2 separate regions of the Mus musculus genome follow, and region 2 is linked to region 1. A link is a loop called in an ENCODE intact Hi-C map of the cell type or tissue named here. Cell type or tissue: left cerebral cortex. All regions are shown on one strand. Links, peaks and the distances in the headings refer to the core of each region. The heading gives the core; the rest is flanking DNA. Region 1 overlaps Gm36754 (a long non-coding RNA gene). Region 2 has its middle 160 kb from the start of Gm22296.

Region 1 (9,037 bases), core at 393-8,392:
AGAGTTGGGGGAAGGATTGAAGGCCCTGAAGGGGATGGGAACCCCACAGGAGGACCAACAGAATCAACTAGCCTGGACCTCTTGGGGCTCTCAGAGACTGAGACACCAATCAAAGAGCATATATGAGCTAGACAGAGGCCTGCAACACACATGTAGCAGAGGGCTGCCTTGTCTTGCCTTAGTGGGAGAGGATGTGCCTAATCCTGCAGAGACTTGATGCACCAGAGTTGGGGGATACCCAGGGAGGCACCGACCCTCTCAGAGGTGATGGGGGAGGGACTCTGTGAGGGGAAGACTGGGAGGAAGGGCAGCAATTGGCATGTAGATACATACATGCATACATACATACATACATACATACATACATACATTTTTTAAAAAGAAAAGGGCTATGATTCCCCTTCCATTTGAAAACTTTGGCCATTCCTTTTGTTTAGAAACCCTTTAGCTCTTTCTTCTTTTACCACCTCTATAATCTTGCTACCTTGACTCTTCTTTCCCATTTTGTATCAAATAATATCTTTCTTTCTTTCTTTAACCATGTTTTCCAACCAAAGCTCAGAAAAACACTCCATTAGGCCATGGTTTCTCCTCTCCCACGTAGGAATAGGATGCTGGATCTCCATCTTCATTATAAAGCCTTCCAAGGTCTCCCTTTCTCCCCTGTTTTTCAATCATCCTCTTGCTCAATATTGAATCTCTCCAGTTCACCTTGACCCCTTTAACATAAAAAGTTCAGAGAGATTGTGGCTCTCATGTCAGAGTCTGGTTTTCAACACCACATATTAAATCTGACTTTGGTGTATAGATCACCATATATACAATCAATTAATCTCAAAAGAAAAAAATTAAAGTACAACCAGCCTCCCCCTTTTAATACCCTCTCACCTTAATTTCAATTCATTGACTATTGGCCATTAACCCTTTTAGAAAGGAACACCAACTCAGCACTTCTGTGCTGAATTATCTTTGACTTTCAATCCAAACTGAACCATTTACTGAGCAAGCGGGGAGGGAAACGTTAAAAGCAAAAGCTATTAAAGAATTATAGACTTAAGAAGCCACACAGTACCTGTGAATTTGCTCTGTAGTCGAAGAACTTATAAAATTGTACACACATTAGGAGCAAAGTTCCCGCCCAGCATGCATTGATTTAATGGCCTAAGACCCAGTAATGTAAAGTATGAACTCGGTTGTTAGGGCACATTTGGTTGTTATCCTCTCTTCCTTAATAAGACAGGGTTTAAAAATATGCTACTGTGCATACACAATAGCTGCTTTGCACCTACGCTTTTATCTGTGAAGAAATTATTCTCTTTGGTGAGAGATTAAAATAAATGCATAACAGCTTGTCAGAATCACTAATCCCAGTAAACTCTGAGAAAATTCAGCCTTTGAAAAAGTCTTCTCAAACTTTGACCTCAACTATAAACACTAATAAAATTTATTTCTTCTTGGAATAGGCAATGAGAAAAATGTGGCAAATGTCCCCTGCCCCCATCCTCCATACACAGGTATGCCCGGTTGGTGCTGGGTGAAGCCAGTGCATACATTACTGCTCAATATGATTCCAGATAGGGATGAATTGGAAGGTGTTTTAAACCAAATTGGGAATGAAATCAGGTTGATGTTTTGAGTGGAGTGAGTGGTAGACGGGAAGTAAGTGGGTACAGGCTGGGTCTGATAGAAAGGATTTCTGCAAAAGTGAGGGCTGGTATTGGGGCCTCCTCTGCCATATGTTAGTCTCAGGAAACGTGAGTTTGTTAGATGGTTTTGGAAGTCTTCATGTTTTGGTTTGGTTTGGTTTTTTCTCACTTAATTTCTTGTTTCTATCTTGGTTGTTCTCTTTGTCTTTGCTTATTGACTTTGGAATTGTGAATCTCAGGGAATCTCCAGCCAGAATCTTTCACTGATGAAGTCTCAGCTTTAAAGCATGAACGAAGAATAAGGAATTGTGTCCTAAATGTATCACCAACCCTTGACACATATTTTTCTAATAACTCAGATTATTCCCACTAGTCTTTCCTGATAACAGCTGGCCCTAGTTTCTTTTAGAATCCTTTCTAATAGTATGGCTTCATACAAAAGGAACTCTGCATACACACGTACTCCCCCGCTTCTCTTTCTGAGTATGTGTGTGTTGTGTACATGCTTGGAGGCTGAAGGTCGATGCTGAGTGTCTTTCTCTATTACTCCCCACCTTATTTTGTGAGACAGGGTTTCTTGCTGTTTTGGCTCTACTGGCTGGCTATCTGCCTCTGCTCCTCCAGTGTTGGGATAACAGACACATGTCACCATGCCTAAGTTTTATGTATGTGCTAAATATTGAAAGTCAGGTCTTCACACTTTGCAGCAAGCACTGTAATACTAGGCTACCTCCCCTACCCACACAAAAGGAATTGGTTACAAGTCACATCTTGATGCCTCCTGGGGAGATTAGCATGCCCTATTTAAAATCACAAAATCTAGCTTTCAGATCGATCTGAGAGTCATATGGGATAATTAAAATATTTGAGAGCTGAATATGACCTCAGAGAAGCTGCCACTAATAATCACCTTGAGAAGGAAACCAAAGCCTCTGTTTGCTTAAAAAGACCAGCTACTCGCTGTGACTTCAGCCAGAGGTCCCTCCACTGCCAAATTGTCAGATATTCAAGTGTCAATGGCAGCTACTTCCTTTCCCCACAAATCCCAGTACTACCTACTCTTGCAACTTAACCTGAATGCCATTCCCATTTGTTTTTGTTTGTTTTGCTTTTTGTTTCTCTCTCTCTCTCTCTCTCTCTCTCTCTCTCTCTCTCTCTCTCTCTCTCTCTCTCTCTCTCTTTCTCTCTCTCTCTCTCTCTCTCTCTCTCTCTCTCTGTGTGTGTGTGTGTGTGTGTGTGTGTGTGTGTGTGTGTGTGTGTGTAGCTATGGGTACTAATGTTAAATGTCAGAGATGAAGGGAGGGGGCAGAGGAAGAATGCACTGATCAGAAGCACACAGTCATGTAAATGCTGCATTCCATTCCTTTCTTTTTAAACAAAAAATATTTATTTTTCTTATTTTTTACATGTGTACCTGTGCAGACACATATGCCTGGGTATGTGCATGTGAGTGCAGGTGCCTACAGAAGCCAAGGGTATTGGATTCTGTGGAGTTGGAATTATAGATGATTATGAGCTGTCTAATATGGGTTCTGAGAATCAAACCCTGGTTCTTAGAAAGGCACCTGAGCCATCTTTCTAGCCCCACTATTCTTTTTGTATAACATGGTTTCCTTAAAGTCATTTCTCTGAGTATAGGATCTAAGCCAGTCCCTACACCCAATACCATACCCTATGTGACTCTTGTAGTAGCACTTCCTGGCCTATTCTAGTCCAGCCATTGACAAACTTCTGAGTACTGCTTAGCCATGTGGAAAGTATAGTATGACATGGTTTCCTGCCCTTGGAACAGAGCTAGCAGAGTGTGGGCTTCCACCAGTGTTAACAGTTGCTAGGTATAAAGTTTATTTGTATATTTTACTTTGTGTTCCTCCTTCAGGGCAATGTCCTCTTTGCCAAGATAAATGACTCCATGATCATCAGAGACAACAGGAGTCCAGGAGGTGAGGGTGTGTCTAATGTCTCAGCAAAATGATAGAATGCTGTGACCTTTAGGACAGCCCTTAGGGCTGTGGGAAAGAACTCTGAAATAATGAGTTTAAAAATATATAATTTCTCAGCTACTCAAAATATGAAGATGCAATATTAATTATACGAGGAGCTTCACAGACAAAGAACAATGGCAGCAGCATTATGAGCCAGCTTGTCAGAAAGATACAAATGCAGGCATGGTCCTGAGTTCAAGGGCAACCTGGGACAGAGCTAATTTAGCTCCAGGCATGATCATAATGGTAATCTCAGGATGGTATCCCACCCAGCTACGTTTGTTGTTTGTGCTTGTAGGTCCAGGAAGATCTCTGATTTCATTTGCTATTGTTTTGTTTTGTTTTGTTTTGTTTTGTTTTGTTTTGTTTTGTTTTGTTTTGTTTTAAGTGTACTTGTTGTCTTCTAAGAATCAAGGGGCTGGGGTCTTAGAGTACTGATTCATGGGATGGTTAAGATGGAACCTGGAGTAAATGACTGAATTGATACGTAAATAAAAGACCTGGCTTTTGGTCTGCATGAGATGTGCTAGCAGAAAGTGATAGCAGTTCTTTTTTAGAATTTTTTTCCTAGCAAGAGCTAAGCTGTCTGGAGATCTCTGGAGAGGGAACATATCTATTTTAGCATCTTTCCTAGAACATCCAAGATTTTTTTTTTTAATAGGAGTTTTTCTGACTCTGGTCAGAAAACCCATGAGCTACCCAGAGAGCTTTTAGAATTTTTTTTTTCTAGCAAAAGAGAGCTGTCTCAAGCAGAGAGAGCTATCTAGAGCAGAAAGCTATCTTGAGCAGACTACAGAACCAAGAGCTAGCAACAGAGAGCTGTCTAGGGAGCCATCTCAAGCAGACTACAATGCTGTCAGCTTGTGCCCATGATTTGACTTTGAATCATTTTTTTTATTCACTCCCAAACACCCCTTACTCAGGGCCCCTGACAAAGCTGAGTCTGGCCCTTGGCACCAAACTTTAATGTTCACTGTGAACCAGAGCTTTGATTCAACAGTTCTTCTGGGGGACTGAGTTCATTCCTTTAGCAGGGTTTCGGATGCTGTCACCAGTGCTGCTACTGATCTAAGGCCAGTTTTTGTTTTTGTTTTTGTTTTTGTTTTTGAGATGTTAACCCTCAAACTGCCCTCCAAACTCTCAGCTCAGAAGCAATGCTAAACCCTTCTTTAGGAATGGGTTGCCATTGACTGATCCTGACATATGATAGATTAGCCAGGAAGGAAGGAAGGAAGGGGAGTATATAGAAGCTATGAGGAGTGCAAGAGAGGAAGAGAAGGAAATGGGAGAGGAGAGAAGGACAGAGAAAAGGGGGAAGAGGAAGGAAGGAGAGAGGAGGAGAGGAGAGAAAAAGAAATGAAAGAGGAACAGAAGAAAAGACACAGGATAGTTGGTAAAGGCTCTCAAATCTCTCTTTTATTTTTAAACTTTGTAACATTTGTTTTATGTGTATGTAGATTGTGTGTGTGGTTTGTGTGTGTGTGTGTGTGTGTGTGTGTGTGTGTGTGTGTGTGCTCATGTGCATGCGGATGCACATATACATGGTGCACTTGCCTGGGACGGCCAGAGGGTGATGTCCATTGTCTCTCTATTGATCTCCACCTCATGTTTTTCAAGATAGAGCTTGGAACTCACCAGTTAGCTGACTGAGTGAGTTGGAGCTTGGAACTCACCAGTTGACGAGTGAGCTCCAGGCATCTGCCTGTCTTGACTCTTCTCCCCAGTGCTAAGGTTACAGATGCAGACCACCAAGCGGGTGCTAAGATTCTGAATGCAGATCTTTGTGCTTGTGCAGTAGGCACCTCCCCCAGAGTTTCATTATCTTTCCCTTTAATTGGGCCATCAGCTTCTTTTATATTTAAGAAGTCTTGTCTTGTTCATATAAAGACAAAGACACAATTACAATCACGTTTTGCCTTTTTTTTTCTTCTGTGTGTTCCTTGCAGCATCAGAGGATGCTGTATACAAATGAAAATCCCATTAAATGCCTCAGCACCATTCATAAAATGAGTGAACAGAGATATTATGGAAGAGAAATCTATCCCCGGGAGGAGCAGAATAAAAGAGGGGAAACAAACCCAGCTGAAGCTGCCATATGTCCAGAGATGATTCTGTGTCACACCATGTGGTTTACCCACGAGGATAAACTCTGGCTGCCAAATTTTACACAGAGAGGCATGAAATTGATTTCCGATAAAGACTGGTCTAGGAGTGTAGAAGGTAAGAAATGGTGAGCTTAATGCAGAACACGAGGGTGGTGTGGACTACAAATACCAGCTGACAGATTCATTTGGCGACAAATTGCCGAGATTGGCTTCTCTTATTTCCAACGAGAGTTAGTGCAGCAAGCCCTTCTGGAATTTCATTATTATTTCCTGACTGAACTTATCAGAAGCGTTTGTAAATTGAGGGAAAAGGGAGGCAAGCCTCTCCAGTGTGCTTTCTGAAATACATGGAACTTAACTTACCTTTTCTCTGGCCTCCACTCTATTGCAAGGCATCATCAATCTTTGGGGCAACAGTGGTGATTTGCAGTGACAGCTAAAAATACACATGGAAAAAGAAGTAAATAGGAAAAGTACTTAATGTTTGTGAGGAATCAATGAAACTACCACAATTTCACATTTTGGTTTTTTTTTTTTTTTTTTTTTTTTTTTTGAGGGAACAGACGCAATTCACTCTAAACTCAGACAAATGAGTTTATCTAAGGAAAATCACAAGCAAACAGCCGAAAGCCTGATATTGTTTATTTCTTTTGGACTGGACAAACTCTTCTCTACAAACAAGTAAAACCTGCCGAAACAACAAGTTAATAAGAACAGAGATCACACAGGGCCCAGTCCTCAGCTCAGAGGTCAACATCTGATGCCACACTCAGCAAGCTCTATTGTTCCTGTCAGAGTCGGAGTTTGGGACTAGACTGGGTTTTTGTGATAAATAGTTTTTCAAAGATCTCTTGGGTTCTTGGAAACCAGGAGGAGAATACAGTCACATGTGGAAAGGACAGATACAATGGCACGTCCTACAGGGTTCTCCCTTTTCCATCCCCACAGGAGGGTCCTGTCAGCAGGGTCCTGCCACAGTTTCTGGCATTGCAGGCACAACTGCCTGAGCCTTTGTTATCTTTCCTTTATGATTAGGGAGGAAGACTTGAGCATGTATCATATCAATGGGTTTTAACATCTGTTTGTATCAATTCTGCAAATTACTTCTTCATAGAACTAGAGTTGGAGTCACAAGTGTGGTTGCAGACGGGCCTTGATAGACAGACTCCGACTAACTGCCAGCTACAGGACAGCCATCTAGAACACCAGAAATACTCGAATATTTATTACAGGAATGAAGCTCCTTGGTAATGTACGTGAAAGGTGTTCTGGAGAAGCCAGGCCTGAGAGTCCAGGACTCCCACTCCTTCTATTACTGTGAAACTGGTCTCTGGTACCGATCTAAAAGTCTCTTAATTTTTAAACTAACCCTTTAAGCAGCATATAATTTACTAGAGGAAAAATGCTAATTTTTTTTATCAGTAGACATCCACTATTGATGCAGCTTCATAAACCTAGAATATACCTTTAACTGTTTTTCTTTTAATCAGGTTACTATCTAAATACTTAACAGCCAGAATGTCATTTTAGGCTTGGGTATGCATATTCCTTAGCAAAGGCAATTTATTTATTTTTAGCTTTCTTATCATTGGGCATTGTGGTTTGAGAGACATTAAATTTAGGCTATAAATGAGAGGAAAATAGTGAACGCAAGTTCATAAATTCTCAAGCCAAACACTAGAAAACAAAACTCACCATCACACAACTGTGTAAGAGGAGTCCATCACTGAGATGAGAGATGCTTCGTCATGTGACCTCATCAGCTTGCTGTGCCACATTAACGTGATGAAGGGCAAAAATAAAGACACACAAGTCATTTGGTGAAACTCCATGCAAGTTCATATTTTAAATGTGCAACAAACTAGCAAAGGAAAAATTGCTTCCATATAATAGAGAATATATGAAAATCTCAGAGTGAACATTATTCATCATGGCCAGAAAGGACTGCCTTCCTGAAAGATAAGGGGAAAGGGAAGGTGGCCACCACGGTCCTAAAAGTCCTGGCCAGAGTGACTAGGCAAGAAAATGAAATCAAAGATTTCTAGGGCAGAAGTAAAAATTGTTGGAATTAACACATGAGGTCAATTTTAAAGTAGTGGGATTCAAAATCAGAATTAAAAAAAAATGGTTGTGTTTCTAAGTATTTGCAACAAACCATTTGAAAGGGAAAGTAGGAATACGATATTAGAAATTAACTTAATGTTAAAGACTTATTCCCAGAAAATGGAAAACCATCAATGAGAGAAAATGTAAATAGACGGAAAACTATTTTATGTACATGGATTTAAAATAATGTTGTTGTTGTTTTTAAAGTCTATGCTTCCCAAAGTGATCTACAGATTGAAAGCAATCTCTGTCAAATTTCCAATCACATTTTTCAAATATAAAAAATGATTTTAAATTTTACATGAAGCCAAAGAAAATACAAAATACCAAATCAATCTCATAAAGATAAAACAAGGCTAACAAAGCTTTATATCAGATAAGGGGCTATATGCCAAAGTATAAGAGACTGCTTATAAATCAATAGCAAATACAACCTGTTTAACCCAGTATCAAAACAGCAACGACAAAAATCTGATTTAAAGCCGGGTGTGGTGGCTCACGCCTTTAATCCCAGCACTCGGGAGGCAGAGGCAGGCGGATTTCTGAGTTCGAGGCCAGCCTGGTCTACAAAGTGAGTTCCAGGACAGCCAGGACTATACAGAGAAACCCTGTCTCGAAAAACCAAAAAAAAAAAAAAAAAAAAAAAAAAAAAAAGGCTTTGAAGAAACACGACAAAGTCTGATTTATAAATGAGTTATGACTTTGAAGAAACATTTCTATAAGGAAGATATGACTGCCCAGTAATACTCTGCTTTCCCTTCAGGCTGTCTGGATTAGCTTCTTTTCAAATGAATGACTGATATATATATATATATATATATATATATATATACACAAGATGGTCTATGTCCCAAATCAAATATCAATACCACCCACTAGAATGGCTGCTATCAAAACCCCAGAAGACTTAAGTCTTAGTGATTGGAACCAATAGACGCTGGCATTATTATACAACATGAAAATGTAGCCACTGTGGAGAATACTATGAGGGGCATCAAAAAACTAAGAGAGCCAAACACTGGACCACCAGACAGCATTCACCAGCTGATATGAGGCTCCCAACACACACAGCAGAGGACTTCCAGGTCTGTGTTCATTCAGAGATGATGCACCTAACCCTGAAGAGACTGGATGCCCCAGGGAGTTTAGAAGTCAAGTGGGGTGTGGGATTGGGACATCCACATGGAGACAGGGA
Region 2 (9,037 bases), core at 579-8,578, 160 kb before region 1:
CAGATACCATGTAGGAAGCCAGAGTTAGTTCTAACATAGAATACTTTATAAAATCAAGTTCTGTGCCCAGCGATTGTGTTATCTGTTGACTCTAAACTAAGATTGTGTGGTGTTTTTCCCTCACGTGGCAACTCAACTGGGTTCCAGAGAAGGGTAACTGTGGCAGTGTGTGGGTTTACAAGAAGTGCACCCAAGCTAGCCATAGGCATTTGAAAGTGCGGGGTGGGCTTGGCAGCAGATAGGCCTGTGGTAGTGGTGCACACCCTTAATCCCAGCACTGGGGAGGTAGAGGCACTTGGATATCTGAGGTGAAGGCCAGCCTAGTCTACAGAGTGAGTTCCAGAAAGCCTGGGCTACACAGTGAAACCCTGTCTTGAAACAACAACTGTGGCAACAACAACAAAAGAAAACCAAGAAACAAACAAAAAGTCTAGAGATAAAGGAAACTTCTTCAATTTGAAAGTCTATTGTTGAGATTTGGTCTGTTGCTATGTTTTGTAATGCTAACTAATTCCTGTTAACCCCCCAGGAATGGGGAGGTTCTCTTGTAGACCCAAATGATGCTATGTAACCTTGCTCCCTAGTTACTCCCAATGGATGAATGAAGATGCCTACAGCCTGTAGCTGAGCAGAAGGGAGATACGCAGAGTTTTTGGTTCCTGGGCTTAGGGTCAGAGAATCACCATGAGGGGAAGAGGAAGGAGGTGCCATGGGGTAGGTGAGTCATGAAAATGTGGCCAATTGGAGTTAAGAGTGGCCCAGATGTAATGAGGCAAGTTGTAACTCGGGGTTATTGGTAGGCAAGTAGACATAATTGCATAGAAGGTAGATAACTGCCCATCTTTAGTGCTTTAATGACTTACTATAAACATAAAAGTTTTGTATCTTTTATCTGAGAACTGAATGATGAAAGGTGGGTAAACCCCACCCACCCTGATTGAGATTAATATTTAAAACAATTTGTGTCTTCAAAAAAACTACAGTAAGGGAGATGGTTGTCAGTAAAGTGGTTACCACATAGGCACATGGATCTGAATTCTATCCCCAGAGACCACATAAAAATCCGTGGTATTAAGGTGTGTGTTTGTAATCTCAGTGTTGGGGAAACATAGACAGACACATCCCCATGGCTCACTGACCAGCAGATTATCTAGTGAGAGTCTGTCTTATAACATGTAGGTGGATAGCTGTGGTAAAAAACACTCAGGGTTGTCCCCTGGGCTCCATATATATGCATATACATGTATATGAGCACTAGTCTACATGTGTGCCTGTGTGCATGCATGCACACACATAAACACATGTCTCTGACAAAATCATACTTAATAGGTGAGCTAGTGAATGGTTTCTCTTTAATATGAGGTTTAAGGCTGATGTTTGCTACCATTTTTTAAATTTTATAACATTTTAATTAACTTTCTTTTGATAATTTCATACACATATACAATGTATTCTGATTACTGGTCCCTACATTTGTCTCACTTCCATCCCGGTCAAAACTCCTTCCACGTCTTTCCCAGTGTCTTTCCCGGATTTGTGGTTTTTGGTTTTATTTTGTGACACATTTTGCTTAACCAGGGTCAGCTTTGTGACCATCAGATTTGTGCTTTTCATTGGATCCAGGTTGGTTCATCAGTGGGCACACAACTAGAGGCAATGATTCCCTTCTCCACAAATCTCTCAGTAATAACCATCAGTGAGGGGCAGCTCCCTTCCCCATGTCCCTCCTCCAACCATGCCTGTTGATAGGCATGTTCTTTGTTTAACAATTTTACTTCTTTTAGTTTTAAAAATTATGATATGATTCAATTGTTTTCTCCTCTTTTCTCCCTCTAAAGCTCCCATATAGCCCTATTTGGTTTCTTTCAAATCCATGACCTTTTTTTCCCATTAATTTTTGTTTTATATGCATATACATTCTGAGATGCATAAATTAATCTTACTTAGTCTGTACTGTGTTACTTGTGTACATGTTTTCAGTGCTAACCATCTGGGATTGGATAACCAATTGGTGTGCTCTTCCTGGGAAGACTTTTTCCTGCTTTCATCATTCCTTAGTGGTCCTTTGAGTAGGGTTGGGGACTTGTGAGTTTTCCTTGTCTATTTTAGCATACCTGTTGTATTGTCCTTGTTCCACTCATGTTTAGGCAGCCATGTAGGTGAGACTTTATGGGTGTGGCTTCTGACATTACTAGGAGATAGGCTTGCAGCAAACTACTTGATCCTCTGGCTATTGCAATCTTTCCTCCCCTCTTCCACAATGTTCTGTGAGCATTAGATGCAGGAGTTTCTTTATGAATGTATCTGCTAGAGCTGGGTTATGAAATCCTGCATTTTGATTGGTTGTGGTTTTCTGTAGTAGTCTCAATGTGTTGCAAAGTAAATTTCCTTGATGAGGGGGGTGAAGACTTATCTTTGGGTATAAGGACAAATATTTAGGTTGTTAGGAATTATGCTGGTTTAGTAAAATGGTGGTAGTAGATTCTCCTCCAAGATCCATGACTTTACTAGCCGTAGGAAATTAACTAGGTTTCCTGTACCAGGCATGATTTCTGTCTTGTTGAACAAGTCTTAAGTGCAACTAGAGAACTGTTAAGTTCTTGACAAGGTATTTGAGTCACTGTTGTACCTTTAAGGTTAATGTGTCCTGCCGGTAATTTTTGTATTTCATAGGTGTTATAGCTGGGTAGGACTGTGGTGGCTTGAAAGCTTGCATAGTGTCTTCTGGTACCATGGAAGCTAGTCCTCAGGGAAGAGACTGTAGAGGAATTTTAAATCAGCAACATGGCTGTTCTCATCACATCCAAAGACCTTATAGGTCTGTGAGGTTCAGCTGGAATGTAGACATACCTCTGGTACATTCCTTGGTACATACCTCTGGCTGGAATCATTTGGCCCCCACCTTTAATTTCAAACAGTGATGCCAAATTGAGGGGAAGACAAAGTGAAGAATCAGAGAAAGAATTGACAGAAAGAGTCAGAGTTAAGATACACACAACCCTCAGGAGAAAAGCTATTTGAGAGCAGTGCAGCAAGAGGCAGTCAGTCAGTTCTGTTCAGTCAGTTGAACTCAGTGCAATGGAGTTGAGTCAATCAGTGGGGAGTCAGTGCAGTGAGTTCAGTGCTGTGGAGTTGAGTTTGTTTGTGAGTTCAGACTGTGTAGTGGCATGGAGGCAGTTGAAGTCAGAGAATAAGGAGCCAGAAGATTAGACTAGATTGCCAGAGTTAGTTTGAGGCCAAGCAGAGTAATTTAGTCAGAAGCTGAGAGAAGTCAGATTAAGTCAGTCAGCTTGGAGAATAATTTGAGCCAGAACAGCTGAGTTGAACCAGCCAGCCAGAGTTCAGAAAGAATGAGCTATTCAGCAGTAAGGCTGTGTGATGGAAATTACATCAGGTGAATAAAAGTTACTTTTACAGAAAAATTTCAGGTCAATTCAATCTCTGAGTCCTTATAAGGCCATGAGTCTGAGGTACATGGTTTCTTCTACCTCTGGGAGGCAATGAAAGGCAATAACAGTAGTCTATAATATTTTTTATAGTCTCCTGGACAACCCAGAGCAACCACTTAAAAAAGGACTTTTCATGTATGGTGTTGAGATTTTTATTAAATTGTTTTTGACTCTTAGAGGGACCATTGCCAGCTCAGGTGAGAAAGTTCCATTTAAATAATATATGTTTATTTATATACAGACTTATGTGTATTATAGTTTTTTTAAAGGTAAATGGTTAATAGTATGTTTTTAATGATTTTCAGATATCCTTATGTCTATTTTACCCTCCTCCTTTCTTCTCTATTTACCTCCTTCTCCCTTCCTAAAAAGCTTCCTTCCTTCCCCCATTTCCATGATCAGATAACTGTACCTTGCTCTTGTCTTTATTGCTACCCAACTCCCCACACAAGCAGTGGTGCCTGAAGGGCAATCTCCATTTTGCTTTCAGACTCCATTTTATGATTAACTTGCCCTCTGAATGAACTCAGCTCTTGGAAAAAAAAACCTCAACTTGTTTTAGGAACCATAGCACCCTGGTAACAATCACAATTCCTCCGAGCAAACAGCCACTTTACCCCTAACAAAAACCAATCAATTCTTAAGGGGAAAGTACCTAATGTTTCAAAGTATATTGATAAAGCAACCATTGTTCATACCAAGCTGAAATCATTACTAACCCATAGACATGCACCAAACAAATGTCAACCAATCATGTAACAGCCAAGCTGGGAAGTCCTTTACCCTGCTACAGCAACCATGATAAATAGGCAAGGCTTGTACCAGCTCAGGACCTTTCATAGCATCTATGGTGCTGGAGAGATCAGAGGTTCTAAGCTGGAGACTGAATAAAGACTCTTTGCTTTTGCATATGAGTTGGACTCCTGGTGGTCTGCGAGGACCTCACAATCTGGGCATAACTGTACCTTTGTATTTTCCTGTTTTCTGTAGTTATTCAGGGATATGAACTCATATCTGAAGATTTGGAGTTAGGATCCTCAGAAGAGAGAGAACATTAGATGTTTGTCCTCATTATCTCAGTCTGGATTACTCCCCCTCAATCTATTTTTTAGTTCCTTACATTTACCTGAAAAAGTTCAGAATTTTTGTTTTCTTTTTATCTTAATCGTATTCCATTGTATATGTGTTCCACATTTTTATTATCTATTCATCAGTTGAAGGGCATTTAGGTTCTTTCCATTTTCTAACTATTATGAACAGAGCTGCAATAATATGACTGAGAAAGTATCTGAGGAGTAGGATGTTGAGTCTTTGAGCATACACCACATGGTAGTTGTAGTGTCATCTTTTTGAGAATTCTCCCCATTGGTTTCCATAGTGGCTGTACCAGTTTACAATTCTAACAGTGGATTCCTTCTTCCCCCTCCATACACCCTCCAGTTGTTTTGCTGATCTTTACCATTCTGACTGGGATAATTTTTTTCTCTTCCATAATTACTAGGGAATAGGAATATTCTTGTGCAGCCTAGTGCAGATAAAACTAAACATGTGAAGAGACATTTCATTTGCAGGTATTGAAAAGCTAAATATTTTAAAGATACAAATTCTGGCGAGATGGTGAGATGATTAGGTGGGTAAGAGCAACACATGATCTATAAGCATAAAGGGCTGAGTTCAAATTCCCAGCACTCATGTGAAAAGCTAAGCATAGTTGTAGTACCTATATTCCAAGCACTATGAGGCAGAAACATGCAGATTCTGAGAGCACTCTGGATAGCCAGACTAGACAAAATGCCTAACTTCCAGTTCCAGGAGAAAGTCTATCTCTCGGTAATAGGTAAAGAGTGATAAATGAAGACACCAGCTTTCTGCTCTAAGCTCTCTTGTAAATGCATAGGCATAAACACTTGCACACCTAATACATGTACAGAGCACAAATACTTGCACATTCATATATAGGCACACACGAACAACACACACACACACACACACACACACACACACACACACACACACACACACACACACACCTATAAATTCCCCCAAATTTATCTATAGACTGAATACATTCCCAGATAACATTGCTGTAAAATAGAGCAAATTGAAGTTACAGTTTTAGATACAGAGCTGTGACATCCAAGGAAATCTTGTTGAGTACTGGGATGCAGCCAGCTGTTTACAGTCCTCAGCTACAGAGAGCTGCCTTGCCTAGAGTCACATCTTTCTAGGGAAGTCTACACTCAGAAAGAATGATCAAAAGCTCATGGCTGTTTTGGTCCCAACTGAGTTTATCTTGGCAGTATTCAAAGCCAGGACCTGGGAGGGGACTGGTTGAGGAATGAGTACAAAAGCCTCAGATTAAACCATTAAAAAATTTTTTTTTACATTGGCAACATTTATCTACAATAATTCTTTATTTTGTGTGGCTTTTCTATATTTATATTTTAGTTTATGATAAATACCTTGTATCATATGCAAATGTCAATTCAAGGTGGATTATAAATTTAAATGCCTAAATGAAAAGCTTCTGACTGTGTATAAGTAGAACCTTCTAGAAAACAAACAAACAAACAAACAAACAAACAAACAGATTACCTTCATGTTCTTAGGTGAATAAACATATTTGAATAGGACAGAAAAAGCATTGACTCTAAATGACTGTGTTGAAATTAAAGAATAAGGACAATATGGATAGAATTAAAATTCAAGCCAGAAACTTGCAGAAGATGTTTGCAAAATATATATATTGCATAATATGTATATATGTCTGTGTATATGTGTGTATAATTCATCCAAACTTACAAAACATGAACAACTTAAAGAGAGAAAATGGACCACACTCTTGACTAGGCACTTTATAGAACAGACCATCAAAAGGCCATCCACATATATTAAGATAGGCAATGCCTTCAGCTTCATAGGAAGAGAAGCCAAAACTACACTGACATGCCATTTTGATAAAAATACTTTTATTTCTAAATATTTACCAAAGGAAATGAAGGGCTACATGAATGAGGGTTTATATATGATGCTCACTGCAAAGTATGTTCTAAAGATTGAAAAAAATCATGTCATACTATTTAAAACAATACAATTTGGATTGGCTCCCAAATAAAAGCCAAAGTGGAGATAAAAAATGTTTCTGATAATGACTGTTGGTTTGAAGAACTGATGAAGCATAGCCCAGAGTGGGAGTTAAATCTTATCATTTCATATCATGTATGTCTTGCTTATTCACAAATGTGTACACTTCTTTCCCTTTTTTATGGGCTGTAGTCCTGAACATTGAACTCTAGGCAAGCCCTCTGCCACTGAGCCACACCCCCAATCTAGACTTGCATTCTAAGGAAAAAGGACAATGATTGGGAATGAGTGAACATGTATGATATGACTTCTGAGTTGGAAGAGGTACTGAAGGCCTCACTACAGAGGGAGAACTTTTATCATTACCCAGTCAAGTTTGCTCTGGCCCCACCCCTGGCTTCCTGGTGTTTCTGGAATTCTCTCCTCTCTAAATTATTTGGGTTTTGCCATGCCAATCTGGCTTAGAGTTTGTGCTAAATGATTTTGGACAATTTACATATGTTTATGGGCCTCATCTTCTTCATCTAAAAAGTAGATATAATATCTGCTAAATGTTAATGTTTTAAGCAGAGTTTGCAAAGGTCTGACTATGAGCCAGTACCTGGTAAAGTCAGTACTTTTCTTTTCATCCATGATAGGACTCTTCAGTTTAAATATATAGAACATATTGTTCTCTGGTTGCCTTATGTGTGGATAGCTAATTTAATGTGGCAGTTTCTAAATGTGTACATATCTGGTCATATACTGTTCTAGATTTTTTTTTGAAGGTAGATTCCTCCTCTTCCTTTTCCTTTTCAGGTGAGATTAATCTTCAAATCAGCAGGTTTTACATAAAGTAAGTTAATGTAGGGGGGCCTCATCCAAATCAACAAAAATTCCCAATCTTTAAAAAGGTTGTCTTTCCTCAGAGAGAAGGGTGCTCTGAGAGCAGGTGGCTGGCAGACTCAGATTGCAGCTCTTCTTTGGACTCCCAGCCTACGGTCTGGCCCTTTCAGAATGTGAGCTCTTCAGGCTCCATGATAGGTCAAGCCAGTTCCTTAAAACAAACCCCTCTGTGTACATACTCTTTAGTTCTTAAGAGTAGCCTGATGAAAACAACCCACAATGTCCACAAGATCAAAAGAAGAGTTAGGAGGTGGAACTCTGTGCTGAGTGGTGGGTGTGTCAGCCTCCCCTCTTATCCATATCTGGTGTCTGGCACACAATATGTTTATTGTTACTTTTGGAATAGATAACTACATGCACAATGAACTAACTTTACAAAGGGAAGTTTAAAGAAATGGGATTTAATTGTAGATTTATTTCAAAATAAGAGTGTCTACCTTTAAATTTCCTTTTTGATTTGTTACTAAATCTTTACAGGGAAAGCATATGGGTTTGTGGAGCTTCTATAATAAATAATAACAATCAGAAGTTGAGGCTTTGCACATTAGTTAGAATGTGAGAAGAGAATGAGTGTTCTCTACACTTGGCACTGGAAATAGGCCATGCACATTACAGAAGCAGTTCTACTTAAGTACCAGCCATGTTCTCTTGATGGTTCTCCAAAACAAACAAACAAACAAACAAACAAACAAACAAGATTATCTATCTATCTATCTATCTATCTATCTATCTATCTATCTACCTACCTATCATCTATCTACCTATCATCTATTTTTCTATTGTCTTTTTTTGGGGGGGGGGCAAAGTCTTACTGTGTAGCTTTATATGATCTAGTATTTACCAGGCTGTCCTTGAACTCTACATATTTTCCTGTCTCTGTCTCCCAAGTGCTGGGGTTAAAGGAGTGCATCACCATGCCCATCCTCTAGTAGTCATTTTGTTTTCAGGAATGAAGAACCAACGGGGAAAGGGAATGAGAAACTCTACTCCCCAAAACCCTACAGAAGAGGGGAAGCTAACGGTGTTGAAGATACCAGGAGAGCACAGCCCATAGAATCATCTAAACAGGGCTTATAGAAGCTCGCAGAGACTGAAGTGGCAACCACAGAGCCACAGAGCTTGCATGGGTCTGCACTAGGCCCTCTGCATACATGCTGTGGTTGTTTAGCTTGGTGGGGTTTTTCTGGGGGGAGGGACTCTGAACAGTGGGAGTCGGGGGTGTTGTCTTTGACTCTCTTGCCTGCTTGTGGGGCCCCTTTCCTCTTACTGGGTTGCATTGCCCAGCCTTGATATGAGGTGTGTGCTTAGTCTTATTAGACTTTGTTATGGGATGTTCAGTGGATATTATTGGGAGGACTACTCTTTCCTGAAGGGAAATGGAGGAGCAGTGAATCTGGGGGAGAAGGGAAGTGAGTGGGACTTGGAGGACTGGAGCGAGGGAAGGCTGCACGTTGGGAAGTATTGTATAAGAGAAGAATAAAAAAATTTATATATAATCTCTATCTATCTATCTATCTATCTATCTATCTATCTATCTATCTATCTATCTATCTATCTATCTAAAGTTTAAAGTCTTTTACAAAGGATCAAGGTGATCAGACCACATACTAGAAGGATTC

Evidence for each region. Hi-C counts contacts between places; a loop is a spot of excess contacts. Peaks named below come from ENCODE experiments on the same cell type or tissue, not always from the same donor. Only the 100,000 strongest peaks of a DNase experiment are listed, where the experiment ranks them.
Region 2: a loop joins it to region 1, with 2.2 times the contacts of the local background. A loop is called at or near these places in 4 of 42 quality-filtered maps.

The regions. Positions count from the first base shown.
Region 1 is chr12:56,229,017-56,238,053 of GRCm38, forward strand. Gm36754 (a long non-coding RNA gene) reads right to left here. Exons shown (of 3, transcript XR_381611.1): 2 at 7,432-7,503; 3 at 6,128-6,172. Among named protein-coding and RNA genes, the nearest start is that of Gm36754, 5.7 kb to the right of the region's middle. In left cerebral cortex, for the core only: no CTCF peak of the experiment used is centred there; DNase peaks (open chromatin) are centred at 4,393 and 5,783.
Region 2 is chr12:56,069,931-56,078,967 of GRCm38, forward strand. No RefSeq gene overlaps it. Among named protein-coding and RNA genes, the nearest start is that of Gm22296, 160 kb to the left of the region's middle. In left cerebral cortex, for the core only: no CTCF peak of the experiment used is centred there; no DNase peak of the experiment used is centred there.